2 separate regions of the Homo sapiens genome follow, and region 2 is linked to region 1. A link is a loop called in an ENCODE intact Hi-C map of the cell type or tissue named here. Cell type or tissue: heart right ventricle. All regions are shown on one strand. Links, peaks and the distances in the headings refer to the core of each region. The heading gives the core; the rest is flanking DNA.

The links. Peaks named below come from ENCODE experiments on the same cell type or tissue, not always from the same donor. Only the 100,000 strongest peaks of a DNase experiment are listed, where the experiment ranks them.
Region 2: a loop joins it to region 1, with 2.4 times the contacts of the local background. A loop is called at or near these places in 6 of 110 quality-filtered maps.

What each region holds. Positions count from the first base shown.
Region 1 is chr14:61,579,253-61,586,377 of GRCh38, reverse strand. All of the region lies in intron 1 of LINC03033 (long intergenic non-protein coding RNA 3033), which reads right to left. Among named protein-coding and RNA genes, the nearest start is that of LINC01303, 12 kb to the right of the region's middle. In heart right ventricle, for the core only: no CTCF peak of the experiment used is centred there; no DNase peak of the experiment used is centred there; H3K27ac peaks cover 3,421 bases.
Region 2 is chr14:61,515,635-61,522,759 of GRCh38, reverse strand. The region is part of intron 10 of PRKCH (protein kinase C eta); the gene reads right to left. Among named protein-coding and RNA genes, the nearest start is that of PRKCH-AS2, 26 kb to the left of the region's middle. In heart right ventricle, for the core only: no CTCF peak of the experiment used is centred there; a DNase peak (open chromatin) is centred at 4,636; H3K27ac peaks cover 2,424 bases.

The DNA.
Region 1 (7,125 bases), core at 1,465-5,464:
CCCATCCTTTTTTAGCACTGGAAAAGTACAGTTTCTTTTCCTAGAATTTTAAAACGTGGAGAGATCTGGGAATCAGTAGTTAAGGATCTGGCCGCCAGCCAGGGGCAGAATGCTGATGACATCACGGAACTTAGAGGCCAGTAAAGGAAGGGACTGTTCAGAGAGTTGGCCTTCCAAGCAAGGTTGGCCTTGGCTGTTCTGGGCACACTGTACCAGTGGGTGGATTAATGAGGTGCCTTCCTGACCAGGCTGCCAGTGATGGGGCAGAAAATCACCAGCAAGAAAAGGGCAGAAGGCAGAGAGGGAGGAAGGAGAACAGGGGTGAGAGTCTTTAAAACCTTGGAGAGAAGAGTGAAACCTATACTTTCATTACATCTTGTAGTAATTTAAAACCATGCTTGAATGTGAAACAGAATCTTTAGGATGCCAATGACTAGAAGCTACTCAATCACCAGCCTGAACTGAAAAAGAACAAGGAACCTAAGCATTTAAAGCCTTTTAGGAGTGGTCTTCTAGAGGAAACCAGAGCCTGCTGTGAGTTTACATTTCAGGAAAACCTGGCCTGGTGAAGCCTGCCCTGACTCATGCCTATGAGCTGGAGCTGATGTTCATTGCTCGGAAAGGTCGATGTTCCTTCTAAAGCAATGAAACACAGAGCTGGGACCCAGGACTGCTCAGAAATCCCCTGGAAGCTCTTCTGCACAACCCTGTACCTACCTACATCTTTTTCTTTAACTTATTTTTTTTTCTTTTAAAGATAGGTCTCCTTATTTTGTCTAGGCTGGATTCAGATTCCTGGACTCAAGCAATCCCATCCTCCTCATAGTAGGGACTATAGGTGTGCTGGCTTACCTAGGTCTTTAAATAGGGCCTGACTAGGGTGAGGCCAACAGGTGTATAGGGCATAAGATTTAAGGAGGTTCTCACTCTCAGGGCTGTGCAAGTGCAGGGTTGGCTCCTGAGAGTGGCCACCTCCTTAAATTTGCATGCTATACACTTGCCTGGCCTCACTCTCCCTGCCCTGCCTTTCTAACTCCCCATTTAGTAACTCCCAAATTCTAATTGGTTAGGGATGGGGTATGGATATTTTTAAATGCTCCTCAGATAATTCTAACGGGTAGCCAGGATGGGGAGCCACTGCTTTAAGTGAACAAGGGTTGGTGGTAAATTGAAAGAATCCAATTGAAAGCCAAGAATCAATCTTGACTTTATCTTTTTCTATTGTGTTAACTGGGGGAAACAATTCTTATCAAATTCATTTTGGTTCAGTCTGTTCACTAGCAGTCACAAAGGGTCCTGTACAGGGTTGCCAGATAAAAAACAGGACACCCAGTTGAACCGAATTTCAGATAAACAACAAATAATTTTTTAGACTTTTCTGAAATTCAAATTTAACTGGGGATCCTGTATTCTCGTTTGCTAAATCTGGCGACCCTCGTTTCACATGACAAGTCAAATGTGTGGATTTAACTGCATGGGGCAGCATTTCCTAGTTTGTACTACAGAACACACGCTGCAGTAGATATAATGTGTATTATACCAAGAAAAAAAATTTGAGTTTGGCAAACATTGGGTGAAACAAAGTTAACTGGGTTTTTTGACTGTAAAACTTCTCAGAGTCTTTGATATGCAAATGTTCAGTGACCCCTCAAGTTGGAGACTTGTGGAGTTCCCAAACTTACATAACGGGGGACATCTTACATAACTAATGTTCCAGTAAACTTACTGCAGAAAACACTACTGGGAGAGGAGGGGGTGCTATTGAAGGGTTTTAAACAGTCAAGTAACAAGATCAGACTAATGACTGAGGTAGATAATTCCACTTTCAGAAGTACCAACTTGAAAGGAACAAGCACAGAGCCCAGGCAGAAGGCTGTGTTATTTTAAGAGGGCTGCCATGACTAAGTGCCACAGACTGGAGCTTGAACAACAGAAGTGGATTGTCTCACAATCCTGGAATCTGGACTTGTGAGATCAACGTTTGTCACAAGGATTGGTTTCATTTTGAGGACTCCTTCCTAGGTTTGCAGATGGCCGGTTTCTCCCTGTCTTCACATGGTCTTCCCTCTCTGTGCATCTGTGTCCTACTTTCTTCTTATAAGGACATCATGATGGCTCACGCCTGTAATCCCGGCACTTTGGGACGCTGAGGCGGGTGGATCACGAGGTCAAGAGATTGAGACCATCCTGGCCAACATGGTGAAACCCTGTCTCTACTAAAAATACAAAAATTAGCTGGGTGTGGTAGTGCATGCCTGTAGTCTCAGCTACTCGGGAGGCTGAGGCAAGAGAATCGCTTGAACCCAGGAGGTGAAGGTTGCAGTGAGCCGAGATCGCACCACTGCACTCCAGCCTGGCAACAGAGTGAGACTCTGTCTCAAAAAAAAAAAAAAAAAAAAAAAAAAAAGGACATCAGTCATATCGGATTAGGGCCCAGCCATATGACCTAATTTTGCCTTAGTTACCCATTTAAAGGCCCTGTCTCCCAAAACAGTCACATTCTGAGGTGTGGAGAGGTTGTTGAGGGGATATAATTCAGCCCATAACAGAGAGCTTTATAATAAATCTACTGACAGATGATGGAGGTTGTGAATCAAGGCAGTGGGGATGGGGAGAAAGATTGAATCCCAGAAATATTAAAGAACCAGAAATCAAAGGACAGGGGAATTCATGAGACATGGTGAATGAGCAAAAGTAAAGCAGAGTTTCGAGCAAAGAGTAGCACTCAAATATTTTTGTTGCCATCCCTTTGCTGTTTCCCGAGTCTAGAATAGAATCATGTAACACAAATTCATGCTCATAATGCAGTGTTTGATTGAATTCATTTCTGGGATAGATGCATGAACAACACAATTATTAAATATTTCCTGGCTGGGTGTGGTGACTTATGCCTCTAATCCCAGAACTTTGGAAGGCGGAGGTGGGAGGACCACTTGAACCTAGGAGTTCGAGACCAGCCTGAGGAACATAGTGAGACCTGTCTCTACTAAAAATGCAAAAAATTAACTGGGTGTGGTGGCACGCACCTGCAGTCCCAGCTACTTGGGAAACTGAGGTGGGAGGATCACCTGAGCCCAGGAGGTTGAGGCTGCAGTGAGCCATGATCATGCCACTGCACTCCACCCTAGGTGACGGAGTGAGACTGTCTCAAAAAAAAAAAAAAAAAAAACACGTTTCCTATTTGCCAATATGTCCACTAATTTTTATATTGGGATGATTGACTAATCTCTGCATCATCTCTCTCCACTCTTGGAAAGAGATGTTGAGCATTATGGGAGTGCTCATCTGTGCCAGATTAACGCTGCTCCATTGGTCTCCAAGGAGAAAAAAGGCTTGGTGAAGAGTCTCTGACTTGGAAGCAATGCCTTGAACAGACCTGGCTCCCTTGGGGGCTGTGGTTTTCAGGCCCTAGTCCCTGTCTTCAATCTAAGAATTAGTCAAAATGCAGCCAATAACTTTTGGAAGTGGAACTCCTAGGCAAGTTTTGATAGTATTAAAAAATCACTGGGTGGGTTAGACAAATGGAAATGTAGCCATAGGACATTTTGAGCAGCAGCCTTCAGTTTTACATGTTCTACAAAACAAAAAGAAACTTTTGGTATTGCCAGAGTCAGGACCAAAGACCCACAGGTCAACATACCCTCCAAGCACCAGCCTTTGGGCTCTCTTTCTGGCCTCCTTTGGCCTGGGCACCTAGAATATCAACAGCTGGACCGCCATGGTATGAAGGGGGTATACTGGTAACACTCTAAAAATCTGCCAGAACTACCACAAGCTAGGACCTATCTTTGCTGAAGTGTGCAGAATTCTTGTTGATACAAGTGTTCTTTCAGTTAAAAGCCATAAATTCCTTCTGGTTTAACTAAGGAAGAAAAAATCAGTTGGGAGAACTTGGTTCTTTTCCTTTTTGTCTCCTGAGGATTGATGTATTGCTCAGCCTTTTGGCCTGTCCAACAAGTAAGGAAGGATGCTGGCCAAAGTGCAACCATTGTCTGTCATCTTTGACTCTTTGGAGTCTGTAATCTTCCATGGTTTCTTCCTCTCAGCTTACACTTGAAGTCTACTTCCTTCCAAAGATTTTCCCTTAACCAGTCATCTCATAGCACTTAATATTTTGCCTCATTGTAGAGCTGGAGGCTTGCCCTGAACTCCCTGTTCAAGTACTATCTCCTTGAAAGGCAGAAAGGAATTCCTCTGTGATCTCCCATGGCTCCTAGCACTTACCTTGATAATGGCAGACTGCACTGAACTGGTCCTGAATCGGATGCAGCATCTCTGCTCCAGCTGGGCCTGGTCTTAAAAACTACCCCCGGTACATGCAATGCTCAAAAATTACAAACGTGCTCTAGAGTTGACATCTTTTCTCCTTCAATCTAATTTAAATTTATCCCATAACAATTTAAGTCCATATCATACATTGTTTGCAAAAATGTCCAAAAATCATTCTCTTCCTTGCATCCATGCCCCTTTGCGATATGGTTTCCTAGCTCATCTCATCAAAGATAATTCTCCACCCCTTGAATGTGGGCTGACCATGATATCAGTTTTGATCAATACATCGAAGCAGGGGTGATGTGCCATTCCAAAGCCTAGGCCAGAAGAGGCCTTGTGATTTTTCTGTTATCTCTCTCTCAGAAATCTGCCCACTACCTACCATGTAAACAAGCTTAAGCTAGACTGCTAGATAGTGAGGGACCACACAGCCAAGTCAACCCTGTAACCCCTGTGGCCTCAGCCAACAGCCAGTTAATCCTCAGAAGCAGGGGTCCTTAGCTGGCCTGTAGCTGACCATGGGATGCATGAAAGCACCCAGGAGACCAGAAGAATGTGCAGCTGATCCACCCAAGGTTGCTGATTTGCAGAATCATGAGCTAAATAAATAGCTGCTGTTTTAAGCCACTAAGTTATAGGGTTGTTTGTTCTGCAGCAATGGTTAACTAACACACCATCCGAAATGTTCAGATATTTGAAGAATGTAAGAAACTTCCAGTCAATTCACAAGGCTTCTCAAATTTGTGCTTTGGTGCTCTAAACTCATAGCAATAAGAGAAAATAGAAAATAAAAAATAGTATCGCTAGCTCATGGATAAACATCTCTACAAACCAGAAATCTCCCGTGTTCCAAGATAAAAACAGGAGGGAGTCAGTGGGAGTTTAGTCTCTGCAAAGTAAAGGGAATTAAAGAGTTCCACCTGAGGCAGAGTATAAACGCCAATTACCACTTGAAGCCAAAGGTTTTGGGAGTGGATAACATCCCCACCTCGCCAGCTCGTGAAAAGAAGACTTAAAAATAATTGTCAAGTATTATCACTCCAGGCATTCTCCCCCACCTGACTGCTAAAACCAAAGATCAGTTCTCAGTCCTCATTTTACTGAGCAGAATTTGATAGTCGATCCTCTCAGATTTTCTGCTTTTCTGCATGGGGATACATAACGCTTTCCTGGTTTCCCTGCTACCTCACAAGCCCCTTTTCTCAGTTTCCGTTTTAATGGTTCTTCCTTTTCATTCCAAACTCTTAATGTTGGAGGACACGTGGATTCAATTCTCAGTTCTTTATCCATATGCACTCCTTTGGTGATCTTATCTATGCTCATGGCTTTAAATATTATCCACTTCCTACTTCCAATTTAAATCTTCAACTCAGACCTCTCTCTAAGCTCCAGGCCTCCTTTTTTTTTTTTTTTTTTTTTTTTAAGAGGAAGATATGAAACACAAACAGGCTGAAATGAAATAATACTGTATAAATATGAAAATACACGATTTGAAATCTTTGAAATCAAAATTATAGTTATTTAGAAGTTCAATAGAACAAATTCTAGACTCACAGCAGTTACACAGGGAATTAATGAATTGGAAAAGAGTTCTGAGGAATTATCCTTACATAGCCAAAGATACAGGGAGATTTAAAAATATGAAACAACATAAGGAACATAATTTGAATAGCTACAATAAATGTTGAATAGGATTTCTGAAGAAGAAAATAAGGAAGAACAGTATTTGAAGAGACAAGTAGTAGAGACTTCCATGATTGAAAAATGAGAGAAGTCCTTTGACTAAAGGAGCACTCTGGGGACTTAAGTTGAATAAATAAAGAAAACCCACACCTACCAGACACACTGAAGTAAGACTGCAAGGCATCAACATGAAAGCGCTGAGAAATCTCCAGAGAGAATTACATTGTTTATAAGGAAGTCATAATTGCACTGACAACAGATTTCTGATCACAAGTAACAGAGTTGAAAACTCTACTAAAAGAAATATTATAGGATGTTATTTACTAGGAAGAACAGTGAGTCCAAGGCATGAAATATAAGAAATAATGATGCATGTAGAAAGTGGTAACATTTAATTTGTTAATTAATTATTAAATTAATCAAATTACTTTAATTAATTATTGACCATAAGGACATACATATTGACGACGTTTAATAACTTTTTTGTAATTAAAAGATGGTAAAATTAAAGCTCTCCATAACAATAAGATTGGGGGAAAGGAGCATCATGTTCAATCTCTGAGGCATATGTGATATTAAAGAGGACAGAAACTGAATAACTCTAGCCTTTGTTAGAAAAGTTTACGATTAAATGTACATGTTTTAAAAATTAGGGGGAATTGGCTGGGTGCAGTGGCTCACACCTGTAATCCCAGCACTCTGGGAGGCCGAGGCGAGCAGCTCATCTGAGGTCAGGAGTTCGAGACCAGCCTGACCAGCATGGAGAAACCCTGTCTCCACTAAAAAATACAAAAATTAGCGGTGCATGGTGGTGGGCGCCTGTAATCCCAGCTACTTGGGAGGCTGAGGCAGGAGAATCGCTTGAACCTGGGAGGCGGAGGTTGCAGTGAGCTGAGATCGCGCCATTGCACCCCAGCCTGGGCAACAGAGCAAGACTCCATCTCATTTAAAAAAAAAAAAAACGGTGGGGGAGAGATTTATATTTATTAAAATACTATATATGGAAACTTTATTAACTCAGTGGAAGACAGAAAAAGAGAAATTTACAAAGCAAGAAAAAATTATGGTAAGGAGAAAACCCAAAATAAGAAGGCATAAGTTCAAATAAAATAAATATAAGGAGATTATATTGATCTTCTAAAAATAGTATCAATTTGTTTTTTAAAAACG
Region 2 (7,125 bases), core at 2,157-6,156, 64 kb after region 1:
CACAAGGGGGTTAATGTCTGGTGGGAGAAGCAGACAGATCACCACACAACTAAATTTACAATTATCAACTGTGATGAGTGCAATGAGGAGAAAACATGGGAATAGATCAAGGGATGGCCTGACCTAGCACTGGGGGAAGATTTCCCAGGAAAGTGACATTTGAACTGAGCTGTGAAGATTATTAACCAAGTGAAGAGACAGAAAGAAGGGAAAGTGAGGGTAAGGAGAATTTCAGAAGGAAGGAACAGAGGTGAGGGGGTTCAGTCAAGAAATGAAGACTAGTGTGGTTGGAGTCCTGGGTGGCGAGAGAAGAGAGCATGGAGACAGGAGAGAGCAGGGACCAGATGAGGCAGGGGCCAGTGAGGATTTCAGTCTTTAGCCCAATAAACCATGGAAAACTCTGACTCAGGAGAGGGATGGCATTAGATTTTCGATTTTACAGGACTCCATATCAGAGGAGTTGAGAATGAACATGAGGAGATCATTTGGGAAGCTACTAGAGTATCCAGGAGATAAATGATGGTGGCCTGGTATAGGGAGGGTGGTAAGGTAAAGAGAACTAGATGTGTCAAGAACTACTGGGGGAAAGCAATGGGATTTAGCAATGGAAGGATGTAAAGGATAAAGGGAAGGAGGCATCAGCAGGTTCTGGATCACAGAATTTATTTTGGACAGATTGAGCTACTTTTTTTAGACATACAGGTGGAGATATTTAAGCAGCTGAATACACATGGCTAGATGTCAAAGGGAAGGCTGGTTCGGAGCTATAAATTTGAGAGTCATTACCTGGGTGTGGATGAGTTCACCTCAGGAGAAGGAATGAAATAAGGAGAGAGCCTGGGACTGAGCCTTGGGAAGAGGATCTCCTGAGGCCAAGATCTCTGCTCTTTTTTACACTGAGACTACAAAAACTAGTGACAAATTATACTTAGAGTAGGGTAGCAGAGCTGTGTGCCTAGAGAGTGGGGCCCAAATCTTTTGCCTCCATATGGGCCACCTATAGTCCAGGTAAGCTTTAAAAAGATTAAGGCCGGGCACAGTGGCTTACGCCTGAATCCCAGCCCTTTGGGAGGCCGAAGCGGGAAGATCACTTGAGCCTGGGAGGTCAAGGCTGCAGTGAGCCATGATCACACCATTGCACTCCAGCCTGGGCAACAGAGTGAAACTCTATCTTAAAAAAAAAAAATTAATAAAATAAAATAAAAAGATTAGAAAAACATCAATCTTGTACATTCAGAATCACCCAATGGATTATTTTCAGGTTAAATTCTCAATCTCTGCTATGTGATATGATACTCTTGTGAGTGTAAAATTAAGAATCTTATTTTACAAAGATATTGGTTGCTGCATCATATATAATTTGAAAAAAAGCTAAATTATGTATCAACCGTGGAATGGCTAAATAAATAATGGTATTTCTATGACAGAATCTTATGAAAGCTGCCAAATTTTTATGAAGGACTAAAAATGTAAGGAAATGTTTATAATAGAATTTTTAAATGTTATCTGAAAATGTTTTTTTGATTATAAAAGTAATATTTTCATTATATAAAATTGATCATTCCTGAAAAAGGTATAGAGAAAATGATGATGGGTTCAGTCTTTCAAACTTTTCTTCTCAATGCTACACTAACACAATATTATACAGTAAAATACTTTTCTCAACAATTGTCTTGGACATATTTATATCTCCTATGCCTCTGGCTCATTCTCTATAATGGTTGCATACAATTCCACTGTAAAAATCTACCACAATTTAACCAGTTCCTCTACATAAACATTTGGGTTGTTTTAAATTTTTTGCAACTTCAAACAATGGAGTAATGAACATGATTTGCACACTTGTGGGAGTGTTTATTTAGGATACATTTTTTTAGAAGTAGAAATGCCATATCAAAGGGCATAAATATTTTAAATTTAAACAGATGTAGAGAAACTGTTTTCCAAAAGGGTTGCATCAATTTATATTCCCACCAGTAGCACATGAAAGTGTCAATGTTTTGGCTTCCTTGTTCAGGCTAGATGGAATCATCCTTCTAATTCTTGCCAAACCGCCAGTGAAAAATGAGCTCATTGTTTCAACTTCATTTCTTGACTATTAATGAGATTAAGCTTTAAGAAGAATATATGTTTAATGGCCATTTGAATTTTTTCTTGCCTATTCACATGGTTTAACCATTTAAAAACTTGAGTTGTTTATCTTTTTGATTTTTTTAAGAAGCTCATATTATGGGATAGTAATAATTTTTTATATTGGTTCTATGGGTTGTAAATATTATCGCCTGGTTGAAGTTTTGTTTTGATATAGTCCAGTTATCAATCTTTCCTTCACAGCTTCTGGGTTTCATGACTTACTTATAGGCTCATACAATTCTAAGTGAAAGAACAGGATACAAAATTATATTTTCAATATTCTCTTAATTTGTTACAATTGTGACAGAGAGGGATAAAGAAAAGGAGGAAAGACAGGAGGAAAAAGGAGGAAAGACAGGAGGAAAAAAGGAGATGAGGAAAAACATAAAAGTCTATTTCCAGGTGATATGTTTATGGGTGATTTTTATTTTCTGTTTTGGATTTTCTAAATTTCCTACAGGAATCATGTATTACTTTGTTAACCAGGAAAAAGTCATTAAAATGTGTTTACATATTCTAGCTTTAATCTTTCTTTCTTTTTTTTTTTTTTTTGGTTTCTGTAGTATTTAAGGCCATAATTCCCAAGGAAGATGTGCAGGGAAAAGGACCCATTGGTCAGAGTGCAAAGGATTTCTTTTGGAACCCAGGCTCCAAGGGAATGTTGGAAAAAAACATCCTGTTTGCTTAGAGAACCTGCACATTTGTAGACTTAGAATTGAACTTGTTGCCATCAGCTCATTTTTTTTTTTTTTTACCACAGAAATTACTTAATGTCTACTAAGTGTCTATGATTGTCGTGGATGGCATTTATATTTTCAATAGCCCCACAATGTGTCCCTGAAGTCTGAATGAACTTAAGTATGAAAATGAATTTCCTACTAAAAGCAGCAGCATTCCTAATTATTAAATGAGGTCCCTATGCCATTTCTCCTCACAGACACTTAATCTGGTGTTCCTGAGGCTGACCTATTGGAATATCTTGCTGAAGACCACGTATACAAGATGTGAACATTCATCATTATGAGGCTGAATGTAAAATACTTCATTTTATAATGAAGAAAGTCAGTAAAACAATTTCCAGCCCAGAAAGTGTTGCCAAGGCTCTTCTGAGGCTCTTCCCCACTACCCCCTCATACCTCCTCCCAGCAGCTACCTGGGATGAGAAATGACAAAAATGACTCCTATTTGAATCTGGTTACTTCACCCTCTTTAAAACAGGGCCAGGGTGGGAGGATTGCTTGAGCCTAGGAGATTGGGACCATCCCAGGCAACATAGTGAGACCCTGTCTCTACAAAAATTTTATTTATTCATTCATTCATTCATTCATTCATTCATTCATTCATTCATTCATAATCTCATTCTGTAGCCCAGGCTGGAGTGCAGCAGCGTGATCATAGCTCACTGCAGCCACGACCGTCTGGGCCCAAGCGATCCTCTCACCTCGGCCTCCAAGTAGTTGGCACTCCAGGCACACATCACCACACCCGGCTAATCTTTAAATTTTTTGTAGAGATAGGGTATTGCTATATTGCCCAGGCTGGTCCCAAACTCTTAGGCTCAAGTGATCCTCCCTCCTCAGCCTTCCAAAGAGCTGGGATTGCAGGTGTGAGCCATTGTGTCCAGCTATACAAAATTTTTTAAAAAACTTAGCCAGGTATGGTGGCACACTCCTGTAGGTCCAGCTACTTGGGAGGCTGGGGTGAGAGGATTGCTTGAGCCCAGGGGTTGGAGGCTACACTGAGCTATGATTGTGCTACTGCACTCCAGCATGGGCAACAGAGCAAGATCCTGTCTCAAAAAACAATAATGAAACAAAGAAACAAACAAACAGGGCACAGACTCACAAACTAATTCCCATAGACTAGGTGTTGGTCTTCATCCTGTTCTGGGTGTTTGATGCCCTTGACATGTAGGCAGTGTGTTCCCACCATCACCACTGCAGATACACAGGACCAACTTAAGTTGAGCAAAGGGACTCAGAGATTTCCCCTCACTTTGTCTCACGGTAGAAAAAAATACCCAAAAAACCCCATTCGCTGACTCTCTGGACAAATACAAGAGGAAATGAGTTTGATAAACATCCTCAGTGTACCAATCATACATCTCCTTAGGACCATCAAATAAATGAGCCATCAAACTGACAGCTGAGCCTCATAATTTTTTTTCTTTTTCTTTTTCTTTTTTTTTTTTGCATTCCACATCCCCTATCACTATCCCACCCAGGAGAGCTGAAATTCCCTGGCTGAAGCGGTGCAAATTTATTTAGCAGCTCCTGATAGTACTTTTATTTTATGGTTGCCAAGAAAACTTCTCTCACCGACTCTCCTTGCCAAAATGCTCAGACATGATACCTGGCAGCGGGTCAGCTTATAGATGCACTTAGTGATGAAACACAAGAAGGCCAGAAGTCTTCAGGCAAAGACACCAGGAGACAACAGACCTTTGGTGGCTAAGGGTCTCCTGACCATAGCGCCTTGCTCTGATAGCACAGACTGGATGCTGCGGCCAACAGTACACTTGGACCTGACAGTCCAAAGGGCATAAAACAGCCAACAAGCCAAGTCTCTTCCCCAGTGCAGACAGCCAAGTGCAGCTGACCCACAGAAACCACTGGGTCGGCTTTGCTTCCTGGAGGCAGAATCCAACAAGGAAATGAAGGTTTTCTGATAGCCAGTCACTCAAGGGCAGGAGGACAAACAGGATCAAAGAGCCATGGCAGATTCTGAGAGCCACCAGCCAGGAACAGGATAGGTATGAAGGACCCCTTACTGGCTGGCTGCCTGCAGGGCATGTGCATGAAGATGACAGAATGGTTTTGAATGAGGAGAAATCAGAACTCAATTCCCTCTTTAACATTAATATCTTAATCACAACCAGGGGTGGCTGTGGCACAGAATAAGCATGGGCAAGGACAGATGGGTCCTGCTAGCTTTATGTTGGACACATGGCATGAAGACCAACAAACGAGTTCATAGAGTGAAACTATTAAATGTTCTAGGGCACACAGTGCTAGGTAAATGCTAGCCATTATCAGCACTGTCACTGTGGCTGTTATTAAATGGATAATGCTATGGCTCTCATCCTCAGGAAGGTAAGCCAGACACCCGAGCTGTCATACAAATACACAGAGCAAAGAGTAATCAGACGTCTTAGCCTGTCTACCCATCCTGGTCCCCTCTAATGGAAACAGTGCTATTCTTACTAGAGGAACACAGACCCTATCAGCACTGAAGCTAGTTCCTCGAAGACATTCGATTGTCAGAAAATAGCAATGTCCTTGCTTTGCCAGCGTTGGAACTTTTCTTCGACTTGGGAAAAGCAAGCAGTGAAAGTTGCAGCCATTTGCTGTCCCAGTGCACGGCCTTGCATAAAGTGTGAAAAGGGAGGTGGTGATGAGGAATGCTTTACGACAGGAAAGAGAAGAATTTACGGGACCAGCCTCAGGAGGGATGTGCAGGCTGCTTTTGGCAATTGGCTATATGCAAACTGTTGCCAGCATTAGTAATGCCTTACACAGTATCAGAGGGGAGGCAGCCTGCCCACTAGAATCAGTACTGTGGCCACCTCAGCAGGTCTCATCTGGTTCCCTGCTATCCCCATTAGAGATTAAACCTGAGCCATCTAAACACAAACCTCTGAAAAACACAAGAAGACACTTGCACTTCAGAACCACTCACAGGCTCTTGGAATTAAAAACATACCTCACATTTTACTTTTAGATTATAGATGATATTGCTTGGTTCTCTAATTATGTTTTGCATAAAAGGCTTTGTTTCTCCCAACTGGATTACAAACTCTAAGGTCAGGTCTGGAATATTTCTCATATTATCTCTAGAATGTCAATCACGGGCTAGACACAAGACGGCAACACACACAGTAAAGTTCAGGGAATTTTACTGATTTCCTACCAATACTGGACTCACATCATAGTAACATGTGCAAAAGACATCACATTTTCCCCTAAGAAATTTCCCTTGGGAGAACTCACTGGTACTTCTTGAGCACTCACTCCGGCCCCAGCACTTGGTTTTGCAACCAAAGGGCCCAGTTTTCCCAAATAGCCATTTAGTTGTTTTCTTTAAGTACTTACACGTGGAGACACTGTCTGAAGAATGTTTCTAATTTTGTGTCATAGCATTCTTAATAAAAGTCATTATTAAATGTGCAAGTGTGAGTCATTATAACTTCCTAAGATCTTAAAAGTAAACAGAATTCAAAAACCAGGAAAAATTTATTTTTTAGCCTATGTGTGTTACTTTTAGTTTAAAAAGTGTCACCACCATACATGCTAGCAAAAGTAGCAGATGACTGGACTAACATTCTTCTTGCCTAAATGCTGGACTAATCTTGACCCAATAGTGGCTATTTCAGTTTGGAGCCCTGTGCCATATAGAGAGATGAGCCAAGGACAACTTCCCAACCATGCTTTTACAGTTGCCTCCCTCAATCTGCTTCCCTCCCCTACCCAAGTGGCTTGGGGAGGTCATACCACATCTCATCTGTCTGTCTGATTTCAATGGGCAGCATATTGTGAGGCTACGGGCACAGACTTTAGAGCCTGATTAGCCGAGTTTAGTTTTAGTTTTACTAGCTGTGTGATCTTGGGCAAGTTACTTAACCACTCTGGGCTTATTTCCTCATCAAGAAATGTAGATAACAACAGTTCCTGCCTCATAGAAATGATGAGTTACTTAATGTGAATTAGGTTTAGCATAGCGCCTGGAATGCATTAAGTGCTGTAGAGCCCTTGGCTATTATTTATTCATCAACAAGAAAGATAATATCTACATGGCCTACTGTCATGATTTTTATAAGAATCAACACTGATAAAGAGTAAAAACAAGCTTCGTAAATTCTAGATAACTACTGTAAGCTTTTGCATTTTGGGCAGGTATGCCTACTATTAAGTGACACATCTGGCTTATAAACTGCTCTCTGGGTAATAGAGCCAGGAGCCAAAGCCAGATGGGTCATACAGTGACATGGTCTGG